4 separate regions of the Homo sapiens genome follow, and all the other regions are linked to region 2. A link is a contact called in ENCODE Hi-C or POLR2A ChIA-PET data. All regions are on one chromosome and are shown on one strand. Each heading gives the region's core, a stretch centred on a gene start or an enhancer-like site at or near the end of the contact. The rest is flanking DNA. Distances are from core to core; before and after follow the strand shown.

Region 1 (2,984 bases), core at 480-2,979, 840 kb before region 2:
TGGGAGGCCGAGACGGGCGGATCACGAGGTCAGGAGATCGAGACCACCCTGGCTAACACAGTGAAAGCCCGTCTCTACTAAAAATACAAAAAATTAGCTGGGTGTGGTGACGGGCGCCTGTAGTCCCAGCTACTCAGGAGGCTAAGGCAGGAGAATGGCATGAACCCGGGAGGCGGAGCTTGCAGTGAGCCGAGATCACGCCACTGCACTCCAGCCTGAGTGATAGAGTGAGACTCCGTCTCAAAAAAAAGAAAGAAAAAAGAAAAAAGGGTTGATTGACTTATGGTTCTGCAGGGTATACAGAAAGCATGGTGCTGGCATCTGCTTCGGGTGAGGCCTCAGGAAGGTTACAATCATGGCGGAAGGAGGAGCCAGCATATGACATGGCAAGAGAGAGAGAAAAGGACAGAAGGGAGAGGTCCCAGAGTCCTTTAAACAACCAGATCTTGGGTGCGTTAACTGAGTGAAAACTCACTCACCATCAAAGGGACAGCACTAAGCCACTCATGAGGGATCTGCCCCCATAATCCAATACCTCCTACTAGGCCCCACCTCTAACACTGTGGATCACATTTCAGCGTGAGATTTGGAGGAGACAAACATCCAAATTATATCACCTACCACAAAAGGAACTATTGTCTTAAAATTTTGTTAGTCATTCCCTTACTTTACTTTTTGATTGGCCTCCTAGGTCTAAGTGTATGCATAGACATATATGCATAGGTATATATACAATTTGCATATAGTCAATTTCTGCCTGTTTGGGAACTGTAAGTAAATATAATCATACATAAGCATTCTTCCAAGACTTGCTCTAGGGTCAACATGATATTTCTGAGTGTTATCCATGTTGATGCCAAGAGATGTTGATAATTCATTTTCACAGCTGTATAGTATCCTATTGCATGAATGTATGACAGTCTATCATTTCTATCAGTTGGCAGTGCTAAGTCATTGACAAAAATGATGGTTCAGAGTTAGGATTTCAAGAAGGCACAATTGCCACCAAATTTATCCCTGTTTCATGCACAAACTACTTGAGCAGAGAAGTGAAAATTTTGCCTCAAGTTAGAAGCAGGTTTTAGCTAGGGGACATCAAAGGAGGGAAGGGGTCTTAAATGGGAGAGGAAGAAAGGGCTAAAGTGACTCCCCAAGATTAAAAAATAAAAACAAAAAGAAAAAAAAGAATCTTCCTGGACAGACAATTTGTGACTGGGCTAGCCCATGCTGATTGTGGGCAAATTAAGGCTTTCACTCTCACTGTCACTTCCCCTCCAGATAAGCCCTTGGGGAAAAGTTCTATATGAATACTTAATTTACAAAAGTATTGTTCCCCAGACCAGCAGATTGGGTTCCATGAAGGTCCATCACTTTGCTTGATCCTGAAGAGAACCAAATTTCATATAGTGCTCATCTATAAGCTTCCTATTGATGTATTTTTTATATTCACCTTTTTCTATAGCATATGCGACTATGCAGCTACCACACAGTTATCAAATAGTAGTGTCCATGAACCTTTAGTAACCTTTGACTAGTTTCCATGACTCTGAAATTCCCCACCCACAGCTTCACTTGTAAAGAGTGGAAATATTTAGAGGAAGTGAGACTATCAGCAGCTCAGCCTCACCATGGGAAGCATTTTCTCCTCAAAGCACAGTAGTATGCTGGTGCCTTCTGTCACACTATCAGGACATGGCTTTAGCAAGTACAGTGTCCTCTCAGCACCTGTTCCTCATGCAGGTGCTTTGCATCATATAATCGTCGAAACATTAAGGAAGTAATGCTCTTTGTCACTCCACCGGAGTGGAGAAGTTAAAGTCAAGAGTGTACTTCAGGGGTTGTATCACTGGTTTGGCTTTAGTAGTTGTGAGGTCTTGATGGGTGAGAGTGATCCCTGGCAAATGACATATATTGATTGATTCATTGAGTGAGCAAAGGAGTAAGGTGGGTGTATTAGGGTTCTCCAGACAAACAGAACCAATGGAATGTGTGTGTGTATATATATACATATATATATAGAGAGAGAGAGAGAGAGAGAGATTTATTTTATGAAGTTGGTTCACACAATTATGGAGACTGGCAAGTCCAAAATCAGCAAGGCAGGCTGGCAAGCTGGAGATCAGGGAAGAACTGACATTGCTACTTGAGTCCGAAGGCACTCTGCTAGCTGAATTCCTTCTTGCTCTGTGGATGTCGCTCTTTTTTCTATTAAGGCCTTCAACTGATTGGAGGCCCACCTACATTATGGAAGGTCATTTGTTTTGCTCAAAGCCTACTCATTTAAATGTTAATCTTTTAAAGAAGATAGCTTTGCAGTGACATCCAGAAGAATGTTTGATCAATATCTAGGTACCTTGGCTTAGCCAAGTTAACACGTAAAATTAACCATCTCAGATACTGTATCCATTTCAGAAAATAATTTAGTAGATATTAATATTTATTGAACATCTGTTAAGGACTCTGTATGGGCCAGGCACCATATTAGGTGCTGGGGATTCAGCAGGAAAGCCAGCCAGACAAAATCCCTATTTTCAAGAAGCTTACATATGGAAGGGTGGAGGTTTGAGTAATTAAAACACTCGCAGTAGTTTTCATGCCTTCAAGAAGCACTGCAGATACAACTCAAGTCAATCAAATCCATTCTCCCATATACATATGGTATTGGGGTATAGTGAAAAGAGGAACAGAGGTTCTGACTTCCTGGACTTTGTCTTCTACTGAGGACCTCAGGTCTAAATTATATGATGACCATAGACACATTTTAACAATTATATACAACATGTTATTCATTATGTAGCTTTCAAAAGCACATATAATTCAGTTATAAAGGATGATGAAAATTAACAAATTGCATACAATTGTATTAAAAATAAAGTGACAAAGGTATTTTGTACATGATTATTTCATTTTCTTCATGAGTTTTTTTTTTTTAATTTTTATGGCAAAACAGTTCAAGGAACCACTTAACGAAGGTGTTTGATTTC
Region 2 (3,154 bases), core at 135-2,634:
CCCCTGCCTGTGGTCGCAGCCACAGGCCACAAGTAAAAGTGATGTTTCAAACTGAGTTAAATAAAATACATTCTTTTTTTTTTTTTTTTTTTTTTTTTTGAGACAGAGTCTTGCTCTGTCACCCAGGCTGGAGTACAGTGGCATGATCTCAACTCACCACAACCTCTGCCTCCTGGTTCTCCTAAATCGCTGAAGCGATTCTCCTGCTTCAGTCTCCCGAGTAGCTGGGGTTACAGGCACAAGCTACCACGCCTGGCTAGTTTTTTGTATTTTTAGTAGAGTTGGGGTTTCACCATGTTGGCCAGGCTGGTCTCAAACTCCTGACCTCAAGTGATCCGCCCACCTCGGCTCCCCAAAGTGCTGGGATTACAGGCGAGAGCCACCACACCTGGCATAAAATACATTCTTTAAATTCATATTATCTGCTTCTTTTTACTTCTTTTAATGTGGCTCCTGGAAAATCTAAAATTTGATTTTAGATCTATGGCTCCCATTATAGCATTCCTATTGGGCAGTGCTGTTCTCCCTTCCCATGAGACCACTTCAGCTGTGAGATGTTTTTCTGGACTAATTTTTTTTTAAATTTTTATTTCTGAGATGGAGTCTCACTCTGTCGCCCAGACGCGAGTGCAGTGGCAGGATCTTGGCTCACTGCAACCTCCGCCTCCCAGGCTGAAGTGATTCTCCTGCTTCAGCCTCCCGAGTAGCTGGGATTACAGGCACGTGCCACCACACCCGGCTAATTTTTGTATTTTTAGTAGAGATAGGTTTCACCATGTTGGCCAGGCTGGTCTTGAACTCCTGACTTCAGGCGATCCACCCAGCTCAGCCTCCCAAAGTGCTGGGATTACAGGCGTGAGCCACCACACCTGGCCTGGACTAGTTACTTTACAGAATCCTAATCATAATCCCTCAATCATGACAATGAATTGGAACAATCTCAAAATGTCCCTCGCACACCTGCCAAAAAAAAAAAAAAAAAAAAGCAAAAACCACAACATATACACATCAACCAGAAGGACCCTTACAACGGAAAATGGCTCAGATCTCCACATAGCCGGAATAATAATTAAACAAGACAACCCTTAGGTTTCTAATTCCCTAACCTCCTACATTCAGCCCTGCCTCAGGTCAGGAAAGAGTTGGCAGGGCTTGCCCGATGTGGTGGCTCACGAGGCTGAGGCAGGAGGATCGCTTGGGCCCAGGAGTTCAAGACCAGCACTGGCAACACAGCAGGACCTCGTCTCTACAAAAGTTAAAGTTAGCCAGGCATGGGGGCACATGCCTGTAGTCCCAGCCTCTTGGAAGGCTTGAGCCTGGGAGGTCAAGACCAGCACGGGCTGGGTGCTGTGTGGCTCACACCTGTAATCCCAGCACTTTGGGAGGTTGAGGCCGTGAGCCGTGATTGTGCCACTGCACTCCAGCCTGGATGACAGAGTGAGATCCAAAAAAAGAAAAAAAAGAGTTGGCAGAGCTGGTCAGGGTCCTCCGGCAGTGTTCCTCCACACACATAACACAGAAATGACTTCAGGGGCTAACTTTTGTTAAGTTTCTGAAAAACATGAATTGGTGCATTTGTTTTCTATTGCTTTGCCAATCTGTTACTGCTAACACGGGGTGTAAAAATCCAGCTCCAATAGATACATCGAGTCGAGAAGTCAGGGGGTTTCCCTTAAGTTTCTGTTGAGTCCCCTGATTAGGATCACAGACTCTGAGAGTGGGAAGGGACTCGGAGGCCATCCGGTCCAATCCTTGAGGTTTCCTCAGCAGCACTTCCCCAGCCCTGCTTCCCTTGGCTTTGCTCACCATTGAGGAAGCTGCCCGTTTTATTCCCAGCTCCATGTGTTCTCATCTCCCACCCGCTGGCCCTAGATTCTACTTCCAAAACGACAGAGTTGGTCTAATTTCTCTTTCCTGAGCAAATCTTTTAATTAGGTAAAGACACCGATCCCTCTTCAAGTCTTTTCCAAATCAATTATCCTTTTTCTTTGTCTTGGTCTTCTCTAAAAAAAAAAAAAAAAAAAAGTGGGGATTGGCCTTTTTACCTCCCTGGCTGCTCTCTTTGGAACTGCTGTGTCAATGTCTCCCCGTATAGTAGGGTGGCCAGACCTGAAGAGTCTACATCCTACTCCAAGCACATGGGAGAGAAGTGAGGCTTTCACTTCCCTTACTCTGGACACTACAATTCTATTTAAACAGCTCTGTGCTTTCCCCACCAGACTTTCCTGAGCCCTAATTTCTTTTGATCACTATACTTCCCCTTCTGGCTCTGAGAAAATCACAGACTTAAAGAGAATTCTAAGCCTATGAAGCTTTGTATGCCAATATCTAAAACAAGCACCTGCAATGGTTTACACCCCTGGCTGTACATGAGAATCACTTGGAAGCTGTACAAATATCAATAGTTAGGTCTTGCCCCAAGGAGGGAAACAGGCCCTGGCTTAGTTATTTTTAGAAGCCCCAGATGATCGTAATGTGCATCCAGGGTTGAACCAGCAATCCAAAGAAACCAGGACTGTGATCTTCATACAGGTTCCAGTTACTTTTTCCTTTGAACTGCAAATATGAATTCTTATTTTGAATTGAACTAGCAGGACTAAATTGGTTCACTATAAACAACTTGAGATTATTCAAAAATCATTTGGAACTTGGACCAAAGGAGAGATGGAATTGATTTAGCAACAATTGAGACCTTATTGAAAGTCAACCTAAAAAGAACATCAGGCTTAGGAGACCTGGTTTATAATTGGTGCATTTGCTTACTAGCTGTGGGATTTGAGCACATCATGTAATCACATTGAAGTTTCTTCATCTATAAAATGGAGGTACTAGTCTAGAAATCTTTTTTTTTTTTTTTTTGAGACAGAGTCTCCGCTGGAGTGCGATGACGTGATCTTGGCTCACTGCAACCTCCGCCTCCTGGGTTCAAGCGATTCTACTGCCTCAGCCTTCTGAGAAGCTGGGATTACAGGCATGCGCCACCACGCCTGGCTAATTTTTGGTATTTTTAGTAGAGACGGGGTTTCACCATGTTGGCCAGGCTGGTCTCGAACTCCTGACCTTGTGATCCGCCCACTTCAGCCTCCCAAAGTGCTGGGATTACAGGTGTGAGCCACTGCGCTCAGCCTAGAAATCTTTAAGGTGCAATAAGGTT
Region 3 (2,972 bases), core at 176-2,675, 980 kb before region 2:
GACCTCTGGTCCGTTGAAGTGCTTCTTAGTTGTGGTTTGAGACACTTTCATCCAATTTCATAGCTTTCATTCTCAAACTTCATCAAAAGGAAGAATACACAGGACCTTCAGTAACATGTAGACAGTAAGAAAAAAAAACTTTAAGTGAGATAAATAGGGAGTTTTATACGTGGTGGGTGGAAGCTCTTTGTCTTTTTTTCTGCGTTTTGGCCTTAACCTCCAACAATGAAGGTTGGCAGAGAATGTATCAGGATTGAATAAGTCAGCTGAGTACACATTGGCATGGTGTTCAGTGTAAGCTGTTCTATGACCGAGGCCACCAGTGAACTGCTTTTGACTGTTTAAGAACATTTAGGAACTGTGAGGTACTGTTCTAAGAAAATGTCTTTAAGGTCATGGATAATGTGCCTCATGGTGGAGCACTATTTCTTTATAGTAATTCTCTGTGGTTAATTTAGATTCTAGATTATCTTGCTGAGCCTTGAGGAATTTCCCAGCATTTCAGCATCAAGTATGGTTGTCAACCCTGCGGCTTCCTCAAATCAAAATTTACAATAAATGTAAATATCTTCAATCTCTTTCTGCAATGCAACGCTGCAGTCAAGCTGCCTATTGCAAAGAAGACATCAGAGGTGTGGCCCTGGAGATTTTTTCCAGATGGTCTTTCTGAAAATAGGATACTTTTATGAACAACAATTTATAATTAAATCAAAACATTAATGCACTACAGAGAACAAAAGCTCAACCAGCTATAAAGGTATTCCATCTAACATTTGTGTCAACCTTTATATCATCTAAACACAAAACAATTGCTAGCAAAAACATTTCAAAAGCATCATGCATGCCTGTACATTGTGAATAGCAGATTTCCTTCAGTTCATTTGCCTTTTCTTTGTTGTTCTGAAAGAGGACAGACATTATATTATTGAGCTCTAAAACTCTTGTGATCAACAGAAAAAAAGAACATCTTTAATTGCTCCCAAAGCAATAGATGATCCTCCCACAACAGAAAACTGATTTCGACTTCTGCATATTTAAGGCAGAGGAAGAGCAAGGTGTGGAGATATGTTGGGATTATTTCTCTAAAGTTCTAGTTACCATGATTGCCATTTTGAAAGAAAGTCTACTAGATATAATCTAAGCCAGGTCACACCAGAATTCCTTGTTCATTTCCCACTTCTCAGTTATTGTAGTGTGACATTTCACAGCCAAACTTCCTGCATCAGCTTCAGGAGGGAGAAATCCCACATCCTTCTCTCTGGCCCTGAGATTCATCAGTGAGCCTAACCAATACCGGTGATTGCTTTTTCTCAGCTATGTCCTCCATATTAGCGACAGTAGGAAAGAAGTGAATCTCTCACTTCCCCGTTTCTTCCCAGTGCAGCTCTTGTAGATCTCAAGCACCTGTTTCTGTTGTGTTTTCAAACTGAATAATGTGTTTCAAAGAACTTTCTCAGGACTGCCTCACCAGAAAGTACCCTGAACTCCAGCAGTGCTTAAACATTAAAAGGAGAAAAGAAACCCTTTGAGATTTGGTCAGCCTCATTTTCATCCAAAGGTGTATTTTGTAAAAACCAAACTTCAAATAAAAATGTTAAGTGATCTTTGTTTTTATTCTCTTCAAAGTTTAGGGGTGAAATGCCTTCATTTTGTTCTTCACTTTCTTCTTCGGCATTGGAGTTCTGTGTATTGCTGTTGTTTCTTTATTGGTTTGTTTCTATTCAGGAGTTTCATCATTTTTTCCATTTGTGTCCTGATTTAATTATCACAATTATCTTATTTATTTTCAATGTCCACCATGTGGATTGTTCAGATGACCAGTAAAATCAACCATTGCTGGCATAGCATAATTGCAAATAACTCTTCTGTAAGTACTAGTTTTATAAATCATAGAGTTCTCAAAGTGTTTGACAATAATGTTTACTCAGCCAATCAGGTGTTTTACCTTGTAAGTTAATTTTTCTACATTTCTTCACCCACCTCAGGCTTCTTTCAAGGTCTTGTAGTAACCTGAAGGCCAGATTGGGCTTCATTTTCTTCCATGTGCAGTTGGGAACTGCATACAAGTTTGATGTTGTAGCCCTACCAGCAAGCTAGCCCGCACTCCCTACCCGCAAACTCAGGCCCTCCTGCCTTCCTGTTAGTGATGGGGAAAGAAAATCAACTTAACATGACTCGTGTTTTCATTTTCTTTATTTGAAATGTCTGTGTCAAGTTTAGTATCAGGATCAGGCTGACTTCATAAAATGCACTGGGATGTGTTTCTTCCTCCTGGGTTTCTGAAAGCATTTGTGTAAAATTGTTATTTTTTTCTTACCTAAATGTTTAACAGAGTTCAGAGGGAGATTTTGATAACAAATTCAATTTCTTTTATATATATAGGACTAGTTAAGAATTTTTATTTCATCTTGTGTCAGTTTAGTAAGTTGTATTGTTCAGAAAATATGTCCATTCCTTCTAAGTTGTTGAATTTATTAGCATACACTTGTTCATGTTTGTTGGATCTGTAATATATTCACATACTTATTCCTGATATTGGTGATTTCTCTTTTCTTCTGCATGTCAAACTTTAATGTCATTTCCCCTAGAAAAACCCCAAAATGTTTTATACCTATTAATTTCCTCTATCATTTGTCTGTTTTCTGTTTCATACTTTCCTCCTCTTATAATATCTTTATTGTTTCCTTCCTTCTACTTTCTTTGTTTTTGTTGTTATTGTTGTTGTCTTGAGGCAGAGTCTCACTCTGCAGCCCAGGCTGGAGTGCAGTGGCAAGATCTCACCTCACTGCAACCTCCAACCCCCAGGTTCAAGAGATTCTTCTGCCTCAGCCTCCCAAGTAGCTGAGACTACAGGCATGTGCCACCACGCCCGGCTAATTTTTGTATTTTTAGTAGAGACAGGGTTTCAACATATTGGCCAGGCTGGTCTCAAACTCCTGACCTCAAGTGATCCTCCCACCTTGGCTTCCCAA
Region 4 (2,759 bases), core at 117-2,616, 750 kb before region 2:
ATGATGTAGCCTTTTAGGGTGAAGACAACTTTCCAAAAGGTATCTATTGCCTTTACTTCAATCAAGTATATTGACAATATTTCTATTTTTTAACTGGCTCAGAATAATGAGTATAATGTAATAATAAAAATAATAAGATGTCTGCAGACCTAGGGGTAGTTTGCCCAGACATTAAATGAACCCAGATCAGAACCTTTTTCCCCCTGCTTTTTTTTTTTAACTCTTTATCCTCCCTTTGTGTAGCTGTCAGCTGCTACTCTTTACTTACATCTCCCGACCTGTCCATCTGTAATCCCTGCCTTCTAGTAATTGCCGCTGTGGGCTAGGACAGTGGTTCTGAATGTTGGCAGCATGCTGAAATCTCCTGGGTCCCATCTCCAGAATTGTGTTTTCACTGGCCTAGGCAAGAGGACAGTTTGCAACTCCCCAGGTGACTGTGTTGAGTAGCCAAGGCTGAGAACCACTGAGATGGGAAATCCAGTATCTTATCTGTTAGAATTGTGCACAAAATAAGAGTTAATATGATCTGAGAGATTTTCCTACAAATAAGCTTTAGTGTATAAACCTTTGGCATGTATTTTGAGCTCTTCGAATCTGCAACTTTCTCATTCTTAGCTGTACCTCAGCAATGTGACCTCAAGCTAGGAGAGAGGTAGAAAGGACCAGTGGTTAAGTGTTTGGGGTCTAGAGCTCAATTACCTAGGTTCAAACCTCAACTCTGTGGCCTCGAGCAAGTATCTTAACCTTTTTGAACACCAGCCTCATCTATAAGTGTTGGAAGGACTCAGTGAGTCAGTGCACAGAGAGGGCTGGGGACAGGGTCTGGCACGTCACAACACTCAGCACAGTCAGCGTTACAGGCAGGGTCTGGCAGGGTACAGAATTCGCTTCAGATGAACAAGGAGGAGAGGCAGAGGTGCGAACTGGGAAAAGAGCGCAATTCAAGGCTACTGTGGTTCCCAGAGGCTGGCGAGTGAGAAGCTTGACTAGCCTGGACAGGAAGCGGGAGGGGAAGAAGATGTGTTATGAGATCCCAGGGAAAGCTGAGGCTGTGGAGAGAAGCAGGGAGGCAGCAGAGAGGAAGCACCCGACTCCCATTCTCCCTCCAGCCTCCGACCTCTTGCAGGAGCCTCCCTCCCGCTGGCTGGATCCAGTGAGAAGCCAGGGAGTGGAAAAGAAGTGGCCCTCAGGCTCAGCTTCTCAAGAGGCAAGGCAAGGCAAAGGAAGAAAGAGAATGAATCTGGGTGGGTGGGAGGCAGGCAAATGGAGAAGAACCAGCCGAGTTAGCTATTACTAATCATTCCGTAGCTGGGAAGTCACCAAAGAAAGTCCCTATTGCCCTAGAGTGGGTGAACGCTACACAACATCCGCTGTAGAATCAGAAAGAGAATTGCCCCTCAAGTTCCCACATGCTGGAAGAAATGTGCCTCCACCACAGACCTTTAGCACCAAACTGAGATGGTTCAACACTGCTATGGGCAAAAGTCCAATTTTTTAAGATGTCCTAGCCTCCTTGAGAATCTCAGGGCTGAGGGCAACGTGCCTCATCCCTGTGGACTAGTTCGCGCTGCTCTCTGAGCCTTTTCTCACCAGCTGGCCTCTGTCTCTTTTCCACCCCCTGCCCATGCCTGTCAGAACTCAGACCTCCTAGCTCACTTCCTTTGCTAATTGAAACACATTCCTGAGCCCCATTTGTAACATGCTTTGGAATTTCTTCCTCCACCACTTCCCCACCCCCAAACGCCACCTCTCTCTTCTCACTCATGAATGTTGACCTTTTGTCTAATAAAAGCTTCATTCTTCCAACCTCCCACTATTGACTTAAGTAGCCATTCTTGGCTGTGTTTACATTTGCTCTCCAAAACCATAGTCTCACTACCTATCAAGTACTCAGTGGTGTAAGTAGAGGCAGAAACCCTTTTCTTCCAGCAGCTTCCATTTTAAGTGTAAGGACAAGAGACATTGCTCAGAGTGGCTGGTGGCTTTCCCAGTGGATGTCTTTGCAGCGTGATAGTTCCGCCCCATGCTTTGCCACTGCACCATATTACAAATGAAAATTAGTCACTTCCAGATGCACCCCCCGGGCATCAGAGCCCTCTTGTACTGTGCTGGTACACTTGCTTCGCTGCCTTGGAAACTCTGCAGTGACTCTATTTTCATTTCCATCACTAGTTTGTTTGTTTGTTTGTTTGTTTGTTTCCAGATCCTGTAACCAAAGAGCTATTCCTTTGCCAGGATCTAATTGAACTATTCATCCTTGTTCCTCCATTATGTTCCTTCCAAATTCCTTTGAATCCCTCTTTCCCATCACATATGCATTATGCTATAATAATGGCCACTATTTGGCTCTGTTTTCCCTTGGAAGCCTGGCACATGTTACTACTGTGCTCTCCTGAGTAAAGAGAGAAGGTGGAACCAATCCTGTTCCCCTCTGGTACTCAGATGCCCTTCTGCAAAAGCATCAGAATCAGGGAACCAGGACCTCCAGAAAGAGCTGGGTTTGAAGTTAAAAAAAATCCTAATGAGGTTTGACTTGGCAGAATTTTAAGCACTGATTTGGGTTCAGGTGGGCCAAAAGCGTGAGTAGCAGCAACAGCAGCACCCTCTGTGTACCCACTCCCTGCAAACCCCTGTTCTAGGCCCTAGGAATTCCATCAATCCCTACCCTCAAGGAACTTACATTTTAGATAAGGAGAGAAGACTCAGCATGTGTGCGCGTGCGCACACACACGTGCACACACACATGCACGCACACACAC

What was found. Hi-C counts contacts between places; a loop is a spot of excess contacts on that map. ChIA-PET counts read pairs that join two places held with the same protein, here RNA polymerase II (POLR2A). Pooled maps may share reads with other maps.
Region 1: a pooled map shows a loop between it and region 2 (6-fold over the local background). The contact joins two enhancer-like sites. A Hi-C loop is called at or near these places in 1 of 168 maps with a recorded cell type or tissue (OCI-LY7), 5 of 37 single-sample maps with no recorded cell type and 5 of 50 pooled maps. POLR2A ChIA-PET finds 5 or more read pairs at or near these places in 1 of 52 experiments (OCI-LY7).
Region 3: a pooled map shows a loop between it and region 2 (7-fold over the local background). The contact joins two enhancer-like sites. A Hi-C loop is called at or near these places in 6 of 37 single-sample maps with no recorded cell type and 4 of 50 pooled maps.
Region 4: a pooled map shows a loop between it and region 2 (3-fold over the local background). The contact joins two enhancer-like sites. A Hi-C loop is called at or near these places in 1 of 37 single-sample maps with no recorded cell type and 3 of 50 pooled maps. POLR2A ChIA-PET finds 5 or more read pairs at or near these places in 1 of 52 experiments (activated B cell).

The regions. Positions count from the first base shown.
Region 1 is chr6:11,373,101-11,376,084 of GRCh38, reverse strand. It overlaps a transcript of NEDD9 not described here. Among named protein-coding and RNA genes, the nearest start is that of NEDD9, 140 kb to the right of the region's middle. Within about 2 kb of position 1,729, at least 4 of the 41 ENCODE cell types and tissues checked have a DNase peak (open chromatin) inside an H3K27ac peak, as active enhancers do; they include OCI-LY7, where a contact is called at or near this core.
Region 2 is chr6:10,530,746-10,533,899 of GRCh38, reverse strand. All of the region lies in intron 3 of GCNT2 (glucosaminyl (N-acetyl) transferase 2 (I blood group)), which reads right to left. Among named protein-coding and RNA genes, the nearest start is that of GCNT2, 11 kb to the right of the region's middle. Within about 2 kb of position 1,384, at least 6 of the 41 ENCODE cell types and tissues checked have a DNase peak (open chromatin) inside an H3K27ac peak, as active enhancers do; they include OCI-LY7, where a contact is called at or near this core.
Region 3 is chr6:11,513,289-11,516,260 of GRCh38, reverse strand. All of the region lies in intron 4 of LOC105374928 (a long non-coding RNA gene), which reads right to left. It also overlaps the pseudogene THAP12P5. Among named protein-coding and RNA genes, the nearest start is that of TMEM170B, 23 kb to the left of the region's middle. RefSeq lists an enhancer at 1,159-1,208. Within about 2 kb of position 1,425, at least 3 of the 41 ENCODE cell types and tissues checked have a DNase peak (open chromatin) inside an H3K27ac peak, as active enhancers do.
Region 4 is chr6:11,276,383-11,279,141 of GRCh38, reverse strand. It overlaps a transcript of NEDD9 not described here. Among named protein-coding and RNA genes, the nearest start is that of NEDD9, 45 kb to the right of the region's middle. RefSeq lists enhancers at 1,225-1,324, 1,335-1,384, 1,485-1,554 and a silencer at 1,452-1,746. Within about 2 kb of position 1,366, at least 15 of the 41 ENCODE cell types and tissues checked have a DNase peak (open chromatin) inside an H3K27ac peak, as active enhancers do.